Regions from separate parts of the Homo sapiens genome. Here region 2 is linked to region 1. A link is a loop called in an ENCODE intact Hi-C map of the cell type or tissue named here. Cell type or tissue: psoas muscle. All regions are shown on one strand. Each heading gives the region's core, and the rest is flanking DNA. Links, peaks and the distances in the headings are about the cores only. Region 1 has its middle 17 kb from the start of AGXT. Region 2 overlaps SNED1 (sushi, nidogen and EGF like domains 1).

The links. Hi-C counts contacts between places; a loop is a spot of excess contacts. Peaks named below come from ENCODE experiments on the same cell type or tissue, not always from the same donor. Only the 100,000 strongest peaks of a DNase experiment are listed, where the experiment ranks them.
Region 2: it touches region 1 in a loop (2.1-fold over the local background); 22 of 110 quality-filtered maps call a loop at or near these places.

Annotation. Positions count from the first base shown.
Region 1 is chr2:240,847,944-240,856,271 of GRCh38, reverse strand. No RefSeq gene overlaps it. Among named protein-coding and RNA genes, the nearest start is that of AGXT, 17 kb to the left of the region's middle. In psoas muscle, for the core only: a CTCF peak has its summit at 4,884 (motif pointing left); a DNase peak (open chromatin) is centred at 4,881.
Region 2 is chr2:241,077,250-241,085,577 of GRCh38, reverse strand. It overlaps SNED1 (sushi, nidogen and EGF like domains 1), which reads right to left. Exons shown (of 32, transcript NM_001080437.3): 28 at 3,785-3,901; 29 at 3,214-3,301. It also overlaps a transcript of MTERF4 not described here. Among named protein-coding and RNA genes, the nearest start is that of SNED1-AS1, 17 kb to the right of the region's middle. In psoas muscle, for the core only: a CTCF peak has its summit at 6,989 (motif pointing left); DNase peaks (open chromatin) are centred at 3,847 and 4,977.

The DNA of each region.
Region 1 (8,328 bases), core at 244-8,243:
GGCACAGCCTCCTAAATGCTGGAGGACTCAGGAGCCACGACATCAGGGATTTCCAGGCAGCCTCCAGGGCTCCTTTCCCCAGGCGCCTCTGGCTGTGGCAAGTTCTTGGCATTGGTGGGTGGGGTGGGGGCAAGAGGTGGGTATAGAATCCAGCACTGCCTTCCTGGCGTTCACTCTGGGTTCCTAGAGGAGAGGAAGCCTTGGCCCCTGAAGACCTTCCCAAGCCCATGCCACAGAGATGTGAGCAGAGACCCCGTGTGGGGTTGGACAGGACAGGCCTGGCCCCCTTTCTGGAGGTGGCTGCAGGGGGCAGGACAGGTAGGGCCACCTCAACTGTGTGGCCCTGGCAGCTGCTTGTCCCACTGGGACCCCACGTCCTCATCTGCACAGCAGGGACACGCACTGGGGCAGCGAGGCCCACGGTGACTTGTGGGGAGAGGGCAACAGTGACTTGTGGGGAGAGGGCAACAGTGACTTGTGGGGAGAGGGCGACTGTGACCTGTGGGGAGAGGGCAGCTGCCCATTGCCGCAGTTTCTGGGCTTTGCTCCTGGGCCCCCGACCTGTCCCCCACCAAACTGGAGGGCCCCAGCACCCCAATTCCAGGACAGCCCATCACCCTCTTCTCCCAAGTGACTGTAGAATCTGAACCGGAAAGTAGAACAGATGATGAAGAAGATGCCCGGGCAGGTGTGGCCTCAGACTCTGCTGGGGCTGGCCCCATCTGCCGCCCCTGCCCTGCCTTCATGAGGCCAGCATTCTGGATACTGGGGAGTTCTGCTGGGGAAACAGCACCCTCCACACATCTCAGTGGTGATCAGTGGGTGCGGGGTGCATTGCAGCTCCCAGAATATGTGTGTCCTAGAACTAACCTCTGTGAAACTGACCTTGTACTAGGGTCTTTGCCAACGTGATCAGGTTAAGGGCATACTGGATGAGGGTGGGCCCTAGCCCAGATGAGGTAGGAGGCCAGCAGGAGTCATACTCCGGACTGGACTGAAGACAGGCCAAAAGCAGCAAGCAGCATGGAGGACACCCTCTGGCCACCCTCACTGCCCATCAGCCAAAACACCCCCCACCAACACCAGGACAGTTTACAATGGCACGGCAATGCACGGAAGTCATGGCCCATTTCCGTGGCAACAACTGGAAGTTACCGCCCATTTTCTAGCAATTTCTGAATAACCTGCCCCTTCATTTGCATGTCACTAAAAGTGGGTATAAATATGGCTGCCAATCACCCCCACATGTGGCTCACTGCTTATGGGTAAGCCTGCAGCACTGCCACTGCCTCCCCGAAGCTGCTTCCTTCCACTACCTGCTGGCTCTTGAATTCTTTCCTGAGCAAAGCAAAGAATCTCCCCTGCATCATAGTGACTGGTGTTCCACAGAGGCTGGCATGGATGCCATTGAGGAGAAGGGGGTCTGAGCGAGCTGGGTTCTCCTTTGTGCATAGCCCGCACCCACTCACGAGCCTCTCCACCTGGAATTCTGCCCTGTGGAGGGGGGATGTCCACGCCCACCCTGGCCTGCATCTCAGGGATTTTATGAGCATCATTGGGCATAACGTGCCACAGTGAAACCTGCCCAATTGTCCCATAGAACGGATGTCGATGGTTTCTTTTGAATAAACACAGAAATTGGCCCTCCCAGTCTTAAAACTTGAGAAAGCTACATCTGTCTTATCTGAGTTCCTTTCTCAGGAAATTGGCCTTCAGTCCTCCCAGATAGTCTGAAGGAATGGAGACTCACCAGATCGTGGCATCTAGACAAAGGGATGCCAGACCCTTCCCCCGTCATGGCTGCCTGTCCGGCCACCTGCTTCCTCCTGACCAACTCCTCTTCCTCACTCTCCCTAGTTCCTGTTTTCCTGCATATAGTTACATTTCTGCTCTGTAAACCTCTAATTTTAGTTGATCAGGGCGATGGATTTGAGATGCATCTCCCACCTTCTTGGCTGCAGCTCCCCATTAAAGCCTTCTTATTGGCTTTCTGTGTGGCAAGCAGCAGGACTGATACCAGACTCCTGGTGTTTTGGTAACAAGAGGACACTTGGGAAACTACAGCCACGAATCAGCTCAGCCCCAGTGCTGATGAGAAGCTGGTGGCCTTGCCCTTCTCAAGGATTTTCTCAGGAAAATCAATCTGATGCCTACTTGAGATGCACTTTTTAAATTGATTTTTTTTACAATAAAAGTATTGTGTGCTCATTGTAAACACTTTTAAAACATCAAAATACATTGTTTTAAAAATTAAATGCCTTTATACCCTCTATTTAGATGAGCCCACTTTTATTTTTTTTTGAGATGGAGTCTGGCTCTGTTGCCCAGGCTGGAGTGCAGTGGTCCGATCTTGGTTCACTGCAACCTCCGCCTCCCAGGTTCCAGCTATTCTCCTGCCTCAGCCTCCCAGGTAGCTGGGACTACAGATGTGCACCACCATGCCTGGCTAATTTTGTATTTTTAGTAGAAATGGGGTTTCATCATGTTGGCCAGGCTTGTCTCGAACTCCTGACCTCGTGATCCACCTGCCTAGGCCTCCCAATGTGCCGGGGTTACAGGCGTGAGCCACCACTACCAGCCAAAGCCCACTTTTACAACGGTGGGGGTGTGTGTCACTTTCTCATGTTTATTTTGCCACGTTTTTGTCCGTATAACTGAAATCATTCAATATACACTGATATTTGAATGGAGTAAACACCAGAACAATCTTGGGCCCCAGTGGAAGGTAAAAGAAAGGACAGACTGGTGCTGTGCACTGTGTGATCTACCATCCCACAGAACTTTTGAAAGAAACAACTGAAGTCATCTGACAGCACTTAAAGAGGCAGCGTCGCTACCCGTATGCATCGGAGTGACTTGGCCACAGCTTAAATTGAACGTTTTACCAAGGCATTTCCAGGGTGAATCTCCTTTCTTTGGATCTGCTGGATGCCAGGAAAGCGGTTTATCACTCTCGTGTAGGGAAGGGTGACAAGCAGGCCAGGGTGCTCCCTCGGCACTGGATCTCGGGGGTCCTCACCACCCTGGCAGATCAGAGAGGCCACTGCACCTAAGCTGTCTGTGCAGACAAGCGGCTCTGCTGGGCACCTGCTTTCCTCCCAGGGATCTGGGATCTGCAGGCATGCCGGGCAGAGGGTGCAGCATGACCAGCCCCAGAACAGCCCTGGCACTGAGGCTCTGAGGCACTGAAGGGCTTCCATGGTTGGGACATGTCACACGCGTCACCAAAACGTGGTGCTGGGGAATGGCATGCGTCCCGCGGGCTGCAGCTGGAGAGGACGCTAGAAGCTCGCGCTGGTTTCCTCCATGCTCTGCCCCGTGCCCTGCCCTGTGCTGACTGTGTGTGTGTCCTTTCCTTGTAAAAAAATCAAAGATCAGCAAGCCCTCCTGGAGAACTGTCAGCCTGGAGCCCTGGCAAACCTGCACAGCCACCTGTTTCCACCTCAGGCAGTGGTGTGGTTTCCCTCCACACGGTTGATTCTTGGTTAGAGCCACAGCTACTGTCCTCAATGCTGACAACCTTGTTTTCCCATCCTGGGCAAGTTCTGAGGTTTTGATTCATTAATTCATGTTTTTGTTTATTCACCATCATTTATTGATAATCTTCTCTGGATTAATCATAAGAGAATAAATGATCATGAATAAAACAGTGAGAAAATGCACAGGCTCACTGCTCCAATGTGCTGGCCCAGAAGTGGGGACCTGGGCAACCGCATGGTAAGACCTCAGAGGAGAGGCGGCCGCGGCAGGGAGTGAGCAGGAGGGAAAGGAAGACTTTCTGGCGGAAGCCACATCTGAGCCAAGATCTGCCTGGGGAGAATGGTTAATCTGGGCATGAAGATGGGGCCCAGAGCAGCAAGGCCTGCTGGACAGCACCCGCAAGACCCCCGGTAGGAGGGGAGGGTGCAGCCAGGATCAGAGGAAGGACAGTGTGGCCAGGGGGAGGTTGCAGGGTGGCCAAAGGGTGTGTGGGGCCACAGGAAGGATTTGGGTTTATGCTGAGAGCCCCGCGGAATCATGGGAGGATGGACTCTACCTACAGCAATGGCAGATCACAGCAGAGAGCCTGGAGGGTCTGCTCGGGAAGGCAGTGCCAGCTGGGGCTGGGAGGTGTTTTGAACTAAATTGTGCCATCCAAAATGTATGTGTTGAAGTCCTTGCCTCCAGTCCCTCAGGATGTGACCATATTTGGAGATAAGGTCTTTAAAGAGCTAATTAAGGTTAAATAAGGCTGTTAGGATGGACCCTAATCCAACCCCACTGTGTCTTAATAAGTAGAGGGGATTAGGACACAGACATGGGGGGCAGCCATGTGGAAACACAGGGAGAAGACGGCCATCTACAAGCCCAGGAGAAAGGCTTCTTTTGCTTAACCCCTTCACAACTCTTCCCCTGGTTCCCCAGCGTGTGTGCTCTAAATAGTCCAATCTCCACCGCTCCCGAAGTGGGTGGCCCTGCCACTCCCAGGCGAGGTCAGGATTACAGGGAACAGCAGGCAGAACGTGCGGGGCCTGCGGGTGTGCGAAACACTCAGCACACAAAGCTGTTCTCAGCATGAGAGTTAAGAGCTCTGGGCAGCGCCCGGAGTGCGGGCATCTTTTTGACCTGAGCATCCTCCCTGTGGGGTCCTGGCCAACGTCTGAGCCCCTGGGAGACCCCACGAGGCTCTGCCCAGATCAGTGGCCCCAACGCGGCAGCTCAGGCTTGACTTACATATCAGCAGGAAGCCCAGGGGACGGAGCTCCCGGTGGAGCCAGGACCAGCTCAGGGGGGACGGGTCTGGGGTCAGAGGTCACCACCCTGCCCAAGGAGCTGCCAGCCAGGGACTGCAGAGAGAAAGCATAGGGACAATGTGCTGGTCTCTGAGGAAACAGTGACACCTAGCGGCCGACTGTGGCCCCACCACAGGGCACACAGGATTCTTGTTCTTCCTGATGGTGCAAGTGACAGCTGGCATGTCCATGTGGGGCAGGAGGACCTGCAGAAAGGCCCAAAGAGGACCTGTGCCTCCCGCGCCGTCCCTGCCTGGAGCAAGCTCGGCCCGCGGTATGTAGGCACAGACTCCGCAGCCCGCCTGGGCCTGCAGCCTCAGGGAAGCGGCTGGACACCGACCTGCCTTGGGAATCCTGACGGGTGTGCTTGGCCTGGGTGACGTGACAGTGGCCACCTGCAGCACAGTCCATGGGGCTGAGGATGGTGAGAGACAGTGACAGGTGACCTGGCTCTCGGGGAGGGACCCAGCCAGCGGGCCAGGGCTGGTGGAGGCTTCCTGATTTGAAGGAAACTCAGGGGACAGCGAGGGGAAGGGTACCGAGTCACGGAGGGACCCCACGGGTCCCTGGCCTTCGAGGCTTCTGGGGTGGGAGCAGCCTGCACATGGGGTGGATGCAGTGGGGGACGGCAGCAATGGGGGACGGCAGCAGGGGGCCCAGAGTTCAGGCGTGACCAGAGGATGGTCAGGAGGCAGTCGGTCAGGTTTAAGCAGGGAGGGACTTGTTTGTGGATTTGTTTTTCCACTTGAATGACTCAGAGGGTACCCAGGTGGCTCTGACGGGGGTTCCAGTGGAAATGTCTGTGGGGTTCATGTGCCTCTTGCCTTCTGTAGCCCAGCCATCCTGTCTTCATCTCCCCGTCCAGCCTTGGTGCTCCCAGTGCCCTCTGACCCCCATCTGCCACCATTCGTCATCAACAAGCAGTGGGTGGGGCTTTCTCACGCAGGGCTCTGGCCCCTAGACCAGCCTGACTACCCTCCCTGGCTGGGCCTGCCCTGGGCAGCGCCCACCGCCCTTCACTGCCCTGGCTGGGCCTGCCCTGGGCAGCGCCCACCGCCCTTCACTGCCCTGGCTGGGCCTGCCCTGGGCAGCGCCCACCGCCCTTCACTGCCCTGGCTGGGCCTGCCCTGGGCAGCGCCCACCGCCCTTCACTGCTCCTGCCCCTGCACTGTCTCTTCCCCGTGGTGAGTGAGCTGCTATGAAGGCCCCTAGATTGGTCCTTCTGGCCGTCCTTAGGGGCTTCCACAGCCCGGTTCCTGATGGCACTTGGCGTAGCCATGGGCCCTGAACTTCGGGGCTGCTTCTCGGCCTTCTCGACAAGCTCAGTGCCTGGCTCTGCCCTCAACCTGCAGTGTGTCCTTGGGCAAACCCCATCCCTGGCCCAGCCTCCACTTCTTCTCAGGACAGCTCTGTAAGGTCTGTGGGGTGAGCCCTCTTGTTCCTCCCTCAGCTTAGCCCTGGGGTAATGGGGAGAATCTTCTATGGGGAAGGAAGCCAAACCTCCTTGTGAGGGAGGAGGGAGCCTCCCACTGAAGCACACGTCACAGCTGTCCCATTTTAAAATATCTTCTAAGTAATGAGGACGTTCTCCAATGGCACAGACATGAGGACAGTGAAACTGTTGGCGCCAGCACCGGCCTCAACAGCCGGCAGCGTCCTGCTGTCCAGCTTCTTTTCTCAGGACCCCCTCCGTATTACTTGTTTAATTTTGCTGAAGATTTAAAGCAAACCCCGACAGTGTGTTCTTCCACCCAGATCTTCCAGTGCACACCTAAAAAGATGGACCTTTTTCACACAGCCTCAATGCCATTGTCACACTTAAAAAAGCCAATAACAATTCCTTTCTATCACCTGGGAGCCTGGCCATAGACATGTTTGCCCAGTCATCTAAAAGACATCTTTTTAAAGAATTGAGATGTAAACAAGTCCCAGTATCACATGCTGTGGGGCCCAGGACTCAAGCTTTAGTGTCAGCGGTGCTCCTCACCCTCTGATGTGACTTGGTTGTGTCCCCGCCCAAATCCCATCTGGAATTGTAATCCCCTTAATCCCCGTTTTATATATATAGGGAGAGACCTGGTGGGAGGTGATTGGATCATGAGGGCAGTTTCCCCATGCTGTTCTCATGATAGTGAGTGAGTTCTCACGAGATCTGATGGTTTTATAAGGGGCTCGTCCCCCTTTGTTCCTCACTCTTCTGTCTCCTGCCGCCTAGTGAAGAAGGACGAGTTTACTTCTCCTTCTGCCGTGATTGTAAGTTTCCTGAGGCCTCCCCACATGCAGAACTGTGAGTCAATTAAACCTCTTTCCTTTGTAAATTATCCAGTCTTGGGTATTCCTTAAGAGCAGGTGAGAATGACTAATACACCCTTTAAACTTCAATAGTGCTCTCAGCCTCTAATGTACAGCGGTGCTCTCCACCCTCTAACACAACAGTGCTCCCCACCCTCTAAAACACAGCAGTGCTCCCCACCCTCTAATGTACCGTAGTGCTCCGCATCCTCTAACACAGCAGTGCTCCCCACCCTCTAATGTACAGCGGTGCTCCCCACCCTCTAACACAACAGTGCTCCCCACTCTCTAACACACAGCAGTGCTCCCCACCCTCTAATGTACAGTGGTGCTCCCCACCCTCTAACGCACAGCAGTGCTCCTCACCCTCTAACACACAGCAGTGCTCTCCACCCTCTAACACAACAGTGCTCCCCACCCTCTAACACACAGCAGTGCTCCCCACCCTCTAATGTACAGCGGTGCTCCCCACCCTCTAACACACAGCAGTGCTCCCCACCCTCTAATGTACAGCGGTGCTCCCCACCCTCTAACACACAGCAGTGGTCTCCACTCTCTAACACAACAGTGCTCCCCACCCTCTAACACACAGCAGTGCTCCCCACCCTCTAACGCACAGCGGTGCTCCCCACCCACTAACACACAGCGGTGCTCCCCACCCTCTAACACACATCGGTGCTCCCCACCCTCTAATGTACAGTGATGCTCCCCACCCTCTAACACAACAGTGCTCCCCACTCTCTAACACACAGCAGTGCTCCCCACCCTCTAATGCACAGCAGTGCTCCTCACCCTCTAACACACAGCAGTGCTCTCCACTCTCTAACACAACAGTGCTCTTCACCCTCTAATGCACAGCAGTGCTCCCCACCCTCTAACGCACAGTGGTGCTCCCCACCCACTAACACACAGCGGTGCTCCCCACCCTCTAACGCACAGCCCTGCTCCCCACCCTCTAACGCACAGCGGTGCTCCCCACCCTCTAACGCACAGCGGTGCTCTTCACCCTCTAACGCACAGCGGTGCTCCCCACCCTCTAACGTACAGCGGTGCTCCCCACCCTCTAACGCACAGCGGTGCTCTTCACCCTCTAACGCACAGTGGTGCTCCCCACCCTCTAATGTACAGCGGTGCTCCTCACCCTCTAACGCACAATGGTGCTCCTCACCTTCTAATGTACAACGGTGCTCCTCACCCTCTAATGTACAATGGTGCTTGTCACACTCTAATGCACAACCATGCTCCTCACTCTCTAATGCCTAAT
Region 2 (8,328 bases), core at 43-8,042, 230 kb before region 1:
GAATAAGACCCAGACATGAGAGTGATGACAGAAATAGCAGATGAGGACCTTAAAATATCTATTATAAATTTGTTCCACATGTTCAGTGAGCTAAAGGAAAATATAAAGATAATGAAGATAGAAATTGGAGCATCTAAGAAACAACTAAATGAAACTTCTGGAGATGATAAAACACAGTATTAATAAAACTTTTGTTGAACAGGATTAATGGTAGATGCTGCAGAAGAAAAGATCAATGACCTTGAGTGCATAGCAATAGAATCTGTCCAAAATGAAAAGACTGAAAAAGTTGAGAAGAGCTGCAGTGACCTGTGGGACAATATCAGTCTAATACACGCATAACTGGAGTCCCAGAAGTAGAAGAAATGGAGGGACAGGAAAAATATATGAAGAAATAATGGCAAAAATTTTACGAAGTTTGACAAAATTAAAACCCAGAAATACAAGAAGCTTAAACTCCAGAGAATCAAAACGTAGCCATACCGAGAAGCACATCATAATTAAATTGTCCAAAAACAGTCATAAAGGGAAAACATAAAAGGGGCAGGAAGACACATTCCATACAGTGTAACACAGGTAAGAATGACTGCAGTCTTCTTGTCTGGAACTATGCAAGCCAGAAGACAAAGCCATGACAACTTTTAAGTCATGAAAGAAAAAAATATAACTGTCAATCAAGAAGTCTATATTCAGCAAATATATTCTTCAAAAATGAAGGTGAAAAAAAAATAGTTTCAGACAAAAGCAGAGAGAATTCATCTCCTGCAGACCTGTGCTATAGGAGATGTTAGAGTTAAGTTCTTATGGCAAAGAGAAATGATACCAGATGGAATCCTAGATCTACAAAAAGGAATGAAGAGTGCTGGAGTCGGCAGGCAGATGTACAATAAATACAAAATACTTTACTTTCAATATCTAAAACAAGATAATTTTTGAGTGCAAAAATAACGTATAGTGCAGTTCACAGCATATGTGGAAGGAAAAAGTCTGATAATAATTCAAAGGATGGGAGGGAAGTGGAAGCTTGATGTCAGCCGCTGCCATGGATACTGAAGTTGTCTACTAGTGATTAAAGGTATGCGGCGTGAAGTTGAAGATGTGTATGGTAAATCCTAGACACTGCTGGCCGGGCACAGTCACTCACGCCTGTAATCCCAGCACTTTGGGAGGGCAAGGTGGGTGGATCACCTGAGGTCATGAGTTTGAGACCAGCCTGGCCAACATGGTGAAACCCTGTCTCTACGTAAACTTTGTCTCTACTAAAAATACAAAAATTAGCAGGGTGTGGTGGCAGGCGCCTGTAATCCCAGCTACTCGGGGGGCTGAGGCAGGAGAATTGCTTGAACCCAGGAGGCAGAGGTTGCGATGAGCCAAGATCGCACCATCGCACTCCAGCCTGGGGGACAAGAGGGAGACTTTGTCTCAAAAAAAAAAAAAAAAAAATCCTAGACGCTGCCATCATATTGAACTCGTACAATAGTAATTAAGGGTACATTGTGTTAAGGTGAAGATGTGTATGGCAAATCCCAGAGCAACCTCTAAACAATAAACCTAAGAAGTATAACCAGTAAGCCCATAGTGGAGACAAAATGGAATCCTAAAAAGTAATCCAAAATTAGGCAGGAAAAAAGAAAAAAGGAACAAAAAGCAGGTGGGAAAAATAGAAAACAAATAGTAATATGGCAGTTTAAATCCAACCACATCAGCCATTATGTGGAAGGTAGTAAATGGTCTAAATACTCCAATAAAAACCAGACTGTCAGACTAGATATCCAGCAAGACCCACCTCTATGTTAAATACTAGAAAGTCACTTGAAATATGCAGATAGGTTAAAAGTGAAAGGATAGAATGCTTTCAGGAAGTGAAGGGTCTTCTTGTTGGATACTTGGTGGTCACCAGCAGGCACTGGTGTAACTAAGCACAGCGGGAAGATGGCAGATACTGTGGATTCGGACTCTCACTGCATAGAATCCGAATTCAGTGGGCTGTCAACACGGCTTCCCAAATCCCAACACAGATTAGTATCTCATATGTGTTCCTGCTACATATTACACCTGGCTTCATGTCCAAGCTCTAATGAAGCTTCTACCCTTGCCCGTCTACATCCCATTCTCCACAGAGCATCCAAAGTAGTGTAATCGAACATGTCACTCTTCTGCTCAGAACCCTTCAGTAGCTCCTCCCCATTTCATGCCGGACAAACACCAGAGTCCTTCTGTGGGTCTCCATGGCCCCGAGGGTTCCCTGTCCCTCACCTCTCACCACTCTCCACTTCTCCCCCAACATGCCAGGGACACTCCTGACTTGGGGCCCTGGTAACTGTCCTCTGGCTCTGGAATGTCCATCCCTCCTCCATGTCTGTTCAGCATCGCCCTCCCCAGGAGGCTGCCCTCTTGCTGCACCAGCCCTGCCCATCCCCAGCAGGCTCTCCTGGTCTCGTCCTGTCATCTCGTCCTTTTTCCCTTTGCACTCACCACCTGCCACACCACACACCACACTCTCACTGCTGTCTGTTGTCTGTCCCCTCATCTGCAATGAACGGGTCCTGAAGGCAGGGCTTTGGTCTGCTCTGTTCTGATGTGTGCTGAGTATCTAGAACAGTGCCCGGCACACAGCAGGTACTCAGTAAGTCATCTGTTGACTAAATGGACAGTGCCCGGCACACAGCAGGTGCTCAGTAAGTCATCTGTTGACTAAATGGACTGTGTGACCGACAGAGTCATAGAGTGTTAGCAAGAAAGGACCTAAGAGATGGGCTGGGCATCTCTCCCTCCACAGCCCATTTTGGAGATGGGGGGCCTAAGGCCACATCATGAGTTAATGGCAGAACTGGGGCCGGCATTCTCATGAGCTGTTTGTTTTTCCAGGGGGCTCTGAGGAAGAGAAGAGAGGAAGGTCACATCAGTTGGCTCTGCCATCCAGTGGGGACTGGGCTGATGTGTGGGAAGGAAGGCCTGGGGGCCTGGGGACCAGGAGCCTGCGTTCTTCTCAGCCCCTGCTCCTGAGCTGCATGGACTTGGGGCAGTTATTCGGTTTTTCTGCCTCAGCTGCCTAATTTGTGACATGGAGGGAATCGATGGTCAAAGCAAGTCCCTTCTGTGACTGCAGCCATCGTCCCTCCTCAGGGTTAGCTGGGTAGCTTTGAGACAGCACTTTGAGGAGTCAAGAACACACGACAAATGCGGTAAGGCGGAGGACAGAAACCAACTTACACGTGGTGACAGACGCCTCCCTCCCAGACTGGAAAGGCCTTTGTCTCGGAGAACAGCCTTGTGCAGGGGCGGGACACCTTTATACAGGCTGCGACAAAGAAGGGCAGTGGCTCACCAGGTGCTCCTGACGGCTCCTCCTGCCCCTCTTGAGAGGCCTTGCCCAAGGGAGAGGGCCCGGGGGTCCTTAGGCTGGCTTCCTCCAAGGCGGGATGGTGGGAGAGGGCCCGGGGGTCTGCAGCTGGCTTCCTCTAAGGCCGGGGTGGGTTGGTATTGTGGGGGTGGAGAGTCCCTTCTCCTGACACCGCTCTGGCTGGGTCAGGGAGCCCTCCGAAGCTGTGCCTCGCATGCTGTGGCTGTTCTGACCCCCGTGATGGGCAGCACCTCTCATCCTGGTGCTTGGGGCAGCAGCGCAGCCCCTGGGGGCTCAGGGGTCAGCCCCGTGCACCAGACTCCCTGTCTGGCACCTCATCGTTTGGAGGCTCCCGTGGCAAACCCAGCTGTGGCCCAGCAGTCCTAGGCTGAGGCACAGGCTGTGTTGGAAGGGGCGCCCTGAGGCCAAGCCCCGACTTACCGAGCTCGCAGCGTCTGCCTTTGAACCCTGGCCCGCAGTCACAGCTGTGGGCGTCTGCGCCCGGCACACAAGTGCCTCCGTTCTGACAGGGGTTTTCTGAACAGTTGCCAGGGACGTCTGGAAACAGAGGTCACGAGAGGTTAGTCACTGGAACCCCAGGACAGGCCTGCCTCATGGACATGTTGCTGTCCCTTCCTTGATGACCTGATGCAGGGTGGCCGTGCACTCCTCTGTGGTGTGCTGCGGTGGCCTCCCAAACGCCTCTGGGCCCTAGAGCGTGGTCCCAGTTCAGGTGTTGAGAGAGAGCAGAGGTGAGGAGACAGGCCGCAGTGTGCTCGGCCCTGACCTCATTACTGGAAGGAAGGAAGACAAACAAAAACAAGGAGGAGGAGAAGGAGGAGGGAGAGGGAGGGAGGAGCGGGGCCTTCAGTGCTGAGCCCCCACTGGCCTGTGGCCCCTCCCCACCCCGACCCTTGCTGGCTTTGCCCCTGAACACGGTTTCTGCTGCTTGGATCCTGAGGTCCCTCCTGGTGCTCTAATGGATGTGACTTACTGCTCACTTGATCCCACCCCTGTGTTTCCTGTGAACTCTCACTAGAGAGAGGTGCTTGATAGGATTTAGGTTCAGATGGTCTTTGCAGGGCTGCTGCCCAGGGATGCGTGTGCACCCCCAGCCAGCCCAGGCGGCCTGTGATGTGTCCAAGTCCCACTCGAGTGACACGAGGACTGGTCACTGGTCCAGTGCTGGCAGCCTGACCAACCCAGAAAAAAGTCCCCACGGGCCTTGCACCTGATGGCTCGAGCAAGACATCGAGATCCCTGATCCAAGGGCTGTCCTCTCACAGACCTGTGTCTGTCCCTGTCGCTCCTGCCCTCACCAGCTGGAGAGTGGTCTGTGAAGACAGGCTTTCCCTCACCTACCCCGTGGTCACCCTGGACTGGTCCACACAGGCACGGCAGCGTGAAGGCTCCACCCTGCTCCTTTGCTTGTGTGCCTGCAGACCGAGTTGGTCCTCAGCAAGCTCCAAAGTTGCCCACTAGGTTGCTTCTTCTTTCTGAGCATCACGATGAACACAGAGATATTGGTATATTTCATGGGCTTCCGTCCATTGCTGTCAGTTGTTTTCCTGATGCTCAATTTATTCTGTCTTTGGACAGCGGGAGCCCTTCAGGTTGGCTCCCCGCCCTCAGGACATGGTCTGCTGTTTTGAAAGCTTGCTTGCTTTTTACACAACATGTCCTGGGCTTATTTTGTCCACATCCTGCTTCAGTCTTGGAATCACCCATTTCTCCAAAGATCACTGGCTTCTTGGTGAGAACGAGATCTAGAGCCCACAGCCTGGCACTCACACCGCTCCCTATTATGGGATGTCACAGCTTCAGGCCTTTCAATGAACAGAACTAGAAAATTAGGCTTCTTTAAAAAATAAACACATTATGAGTTCATACTAATATTTCCATTTCAAATTAACAGAATCAAAAGACAAACAAGATTTTATTTATTTATTTTGAGATGGAGTCTTGCTCTGTTGCCCAGGCTGGAGTGCAGTGTCGCGATCTCAGCTCACTGTAACCTCTGCCTCCTGGGTTCAAGTGATTCTCCCACCTCAGCCTCCCGAGTAGCTGGTACTACAGGCGCGCACCACCATGCCTGGCTAATTTTTGTATTTTAGTAGAGACGGGGTTTCACCATGTTGTCCAGGCTGGATTCAAACTCCTGACCTCAAGTCAACTGCCCGTTTCAGCCTCCCAAAGTGCTGGGATTACAGGTGTGAGCCACTGCGCCCAGCCAAAACAAACAAGATTTTTAACTTCTTTCATTTTATATTTTTAATTCTTTACACTGAAAATCTTGGTGGCGTTAACAATTATTTTCTTTATCCTACCATATACATGCAATCATTTCAAAATAACAATTCAGGTATTACTACTAACATTAAGATCACTGAGTATAGCCTAACATTCCTTGGCGATGCTTTTTATCCTTAGACCATATTCCATTAGGGGTGAACAGACTACTCTTATTAAAATCGCTTGCAATGATATTTTTTTCCTGTGTGGTTATGCCATCCACATGATAACTAGGTTTACTTATTTCAGTATGTTTTCAATTTTTAGGTGTTGCCTTTTCTTTTTATTGTTTTTAAAACCTTTTTTTTGGTTCTAAAGTCAAAACTGTAAAACAAGGTTCATTCAGAGAAGCCTCGCCGATCTCCAGTCCCATTATGCAGTTCTTTCCCTCCTCATTTAGTGAACCATCTTATTAGTTTCATTTCTTTATTAAAATGAGGACAAAATTTGTATTTCCCTTCTCCATTTTCCTACACAAAAGACAACATACTGAAAACACTGTTCTGCACGTTACTTTTTTTTTTTTTTTTTGAGATGGAGTCTCACTCTGTCGCCCAGGCTGGAGTGCAGTGGGGCGATCTTGGCTCACTGCAAGCTCCGCCTCCTGGGTTCATGCCATTCTCCTGCCTCAGCCTCCTGAGTAGCTGGGACTACAGGCGCCTGCCACTGCGCCCGGCTAATTTTTTGTATTTTTAGTAGAGATGGGGTTTCACCATGTTAGCCAGGATGGTCTCGATCTCCTGAACTTGTGATCCACCTGCCTCGGCCTCCCAAAGTGCTGGGATTACAGATGTGAGCCACCGCGCCCGGCCTTTTTTTTTTTTTTTTTGAGATGGAGTCTTACCCTGTCACCCAGGCTGGAGTGCAATGGTGCGATCTCGGCTCGCTGCAGCCTCCGCCTCCTGGGTTCAAGCAATTCTTCTGCCTCAGCCTCCTGAATAGCTGGGATTATAGGCGTGTGCCACCATGCCTGGCTAATTTTTGTATTTTTAGTAGAGACAGGGTTTCCCTATGTTGGCCAGGCTGGTCTCGAACTCCTGACCTCAAGTGATCCACCTGCCTCAGCCTCCCAAAGTGCTGGGATTACAGGCATGAGCCACCGTGCCTGGCCTGCACATAACTTTTTTAAAGCAGGCATTATTGAGATAATTCATATAACATAAAATTCACCCAAAGTGTACAATTTATTGGTTTTAAGCATATTCACAGATACAGGCATCCATCAGCACAATTTTAGAACATTTTCGTGACCTCAGAAAGAAACCTTGTACCTTTTAGCTGTTACTGCCTTCCCCATCCCCTCCACCCTCCAGTCCTGAGCAACCGCTAATGTACTTTCTGTCACTAGAGAGCTCCCTCTGCTGGACTTTCATATGAATGGAATCATAGTACATAGAGTCTTCTGTGTCTGGCTTCTTCCACTTAGCATGTTTTCAAGATTCATCCATGTTGTAGCATGCAGCATGCGTCCTTGTTTTATGGTTGAATCGTGTTCCATTGAGTGGATATACCATGTTTTGCTTATCCTTTCTTTTCTTTCTTTCTTTTTTTTTTTTTTTTGAGACGGAGTCTAGTTCTGTCTCCCAGGCTGCAGTGCAGTGGCGCGATCTCACCTCACTGCAAACTCCACCTCCCGGGTTCAAGCGATTCTCCTGCCTCAGCCTCCTGAGGAGCTGGGACTACAGGCGCCCGCCACCACGCCCAGCTAATTTTTGTATTTTTAGTAGAGACGGGGTTTCACCGCGTTGGCCAGACTTGTCTCGAACGCCTGACCTGGTGATCTGCCCGCCTCGGCCTCCCAAAGTGCTGGGATTACAGGCGTGAGCCACCGCGCCCGGCCACTTTTCCTTTCGTTAGTTGATTGACACTTTGGTGGTTTCTACTTTCTGGCTTTTGTGCTGTGCTGCTATAAATATTTGTGTACAGGACCTCATGTGGACATAGGTTTTCATTTCTCTTGGGTATATACCTAGGAGTGCAATTACTGGGTCATGCGGTAACTATTGGTTTAATCCTTTAAGGAACTGCCAGACTGTTTTCCAGAGCAGCTGTACCACTTTACAGTCCCACCAGCAGCGTAGAGGGTTCTGATCTCTCCACGTCCTCACCAATGCTTATTATTATCTGACTTTTTAATTCCCGCCATCCTAGTGGTTTTGATGTGCATTTCCCTGCTGACTAATGATGTCAAGGATCTTTTCGGTGTGATTACTGGCCATTTGCATATCTTCCTTGCAGAAATGTCTTTTTAGGTCCTTTGCCCCTGTCTGAATTGGGTTGTCTTTTTATTGTTTAGTTGTCAGAGCTCTTTATTTTAGATATGGGTCTCTGATCAGGTATGATTTGCCCATGTCTGAACTGGGTTGTTTGTCTTTTTATTGTTCAGTTGTCAGAGCTCTTTATTTTAGACGCGGGTCTCTGATCAGGTATGATTTGCATGTTTCCTCCACTCCACAGGTTGTCATGTCACTTCCTTGATGGCATCCTTTGAGGCACAGAAGTTTTAAGTTTTGATGAAGAGTAGTTTATATATAGATTTTTGTTGTTGCTCATACTTTTATTGTTGAGCCTAAGGACCCTCATGATCGAAGGTCATGAAGATTTACTCCTATGTTTTCTTCTAAGAGTTTTGGTTTTAGCTCCTAACATTTAGGTTGTTGGTCAATTTGTGGTAATTTGTGTTATGAGGTATA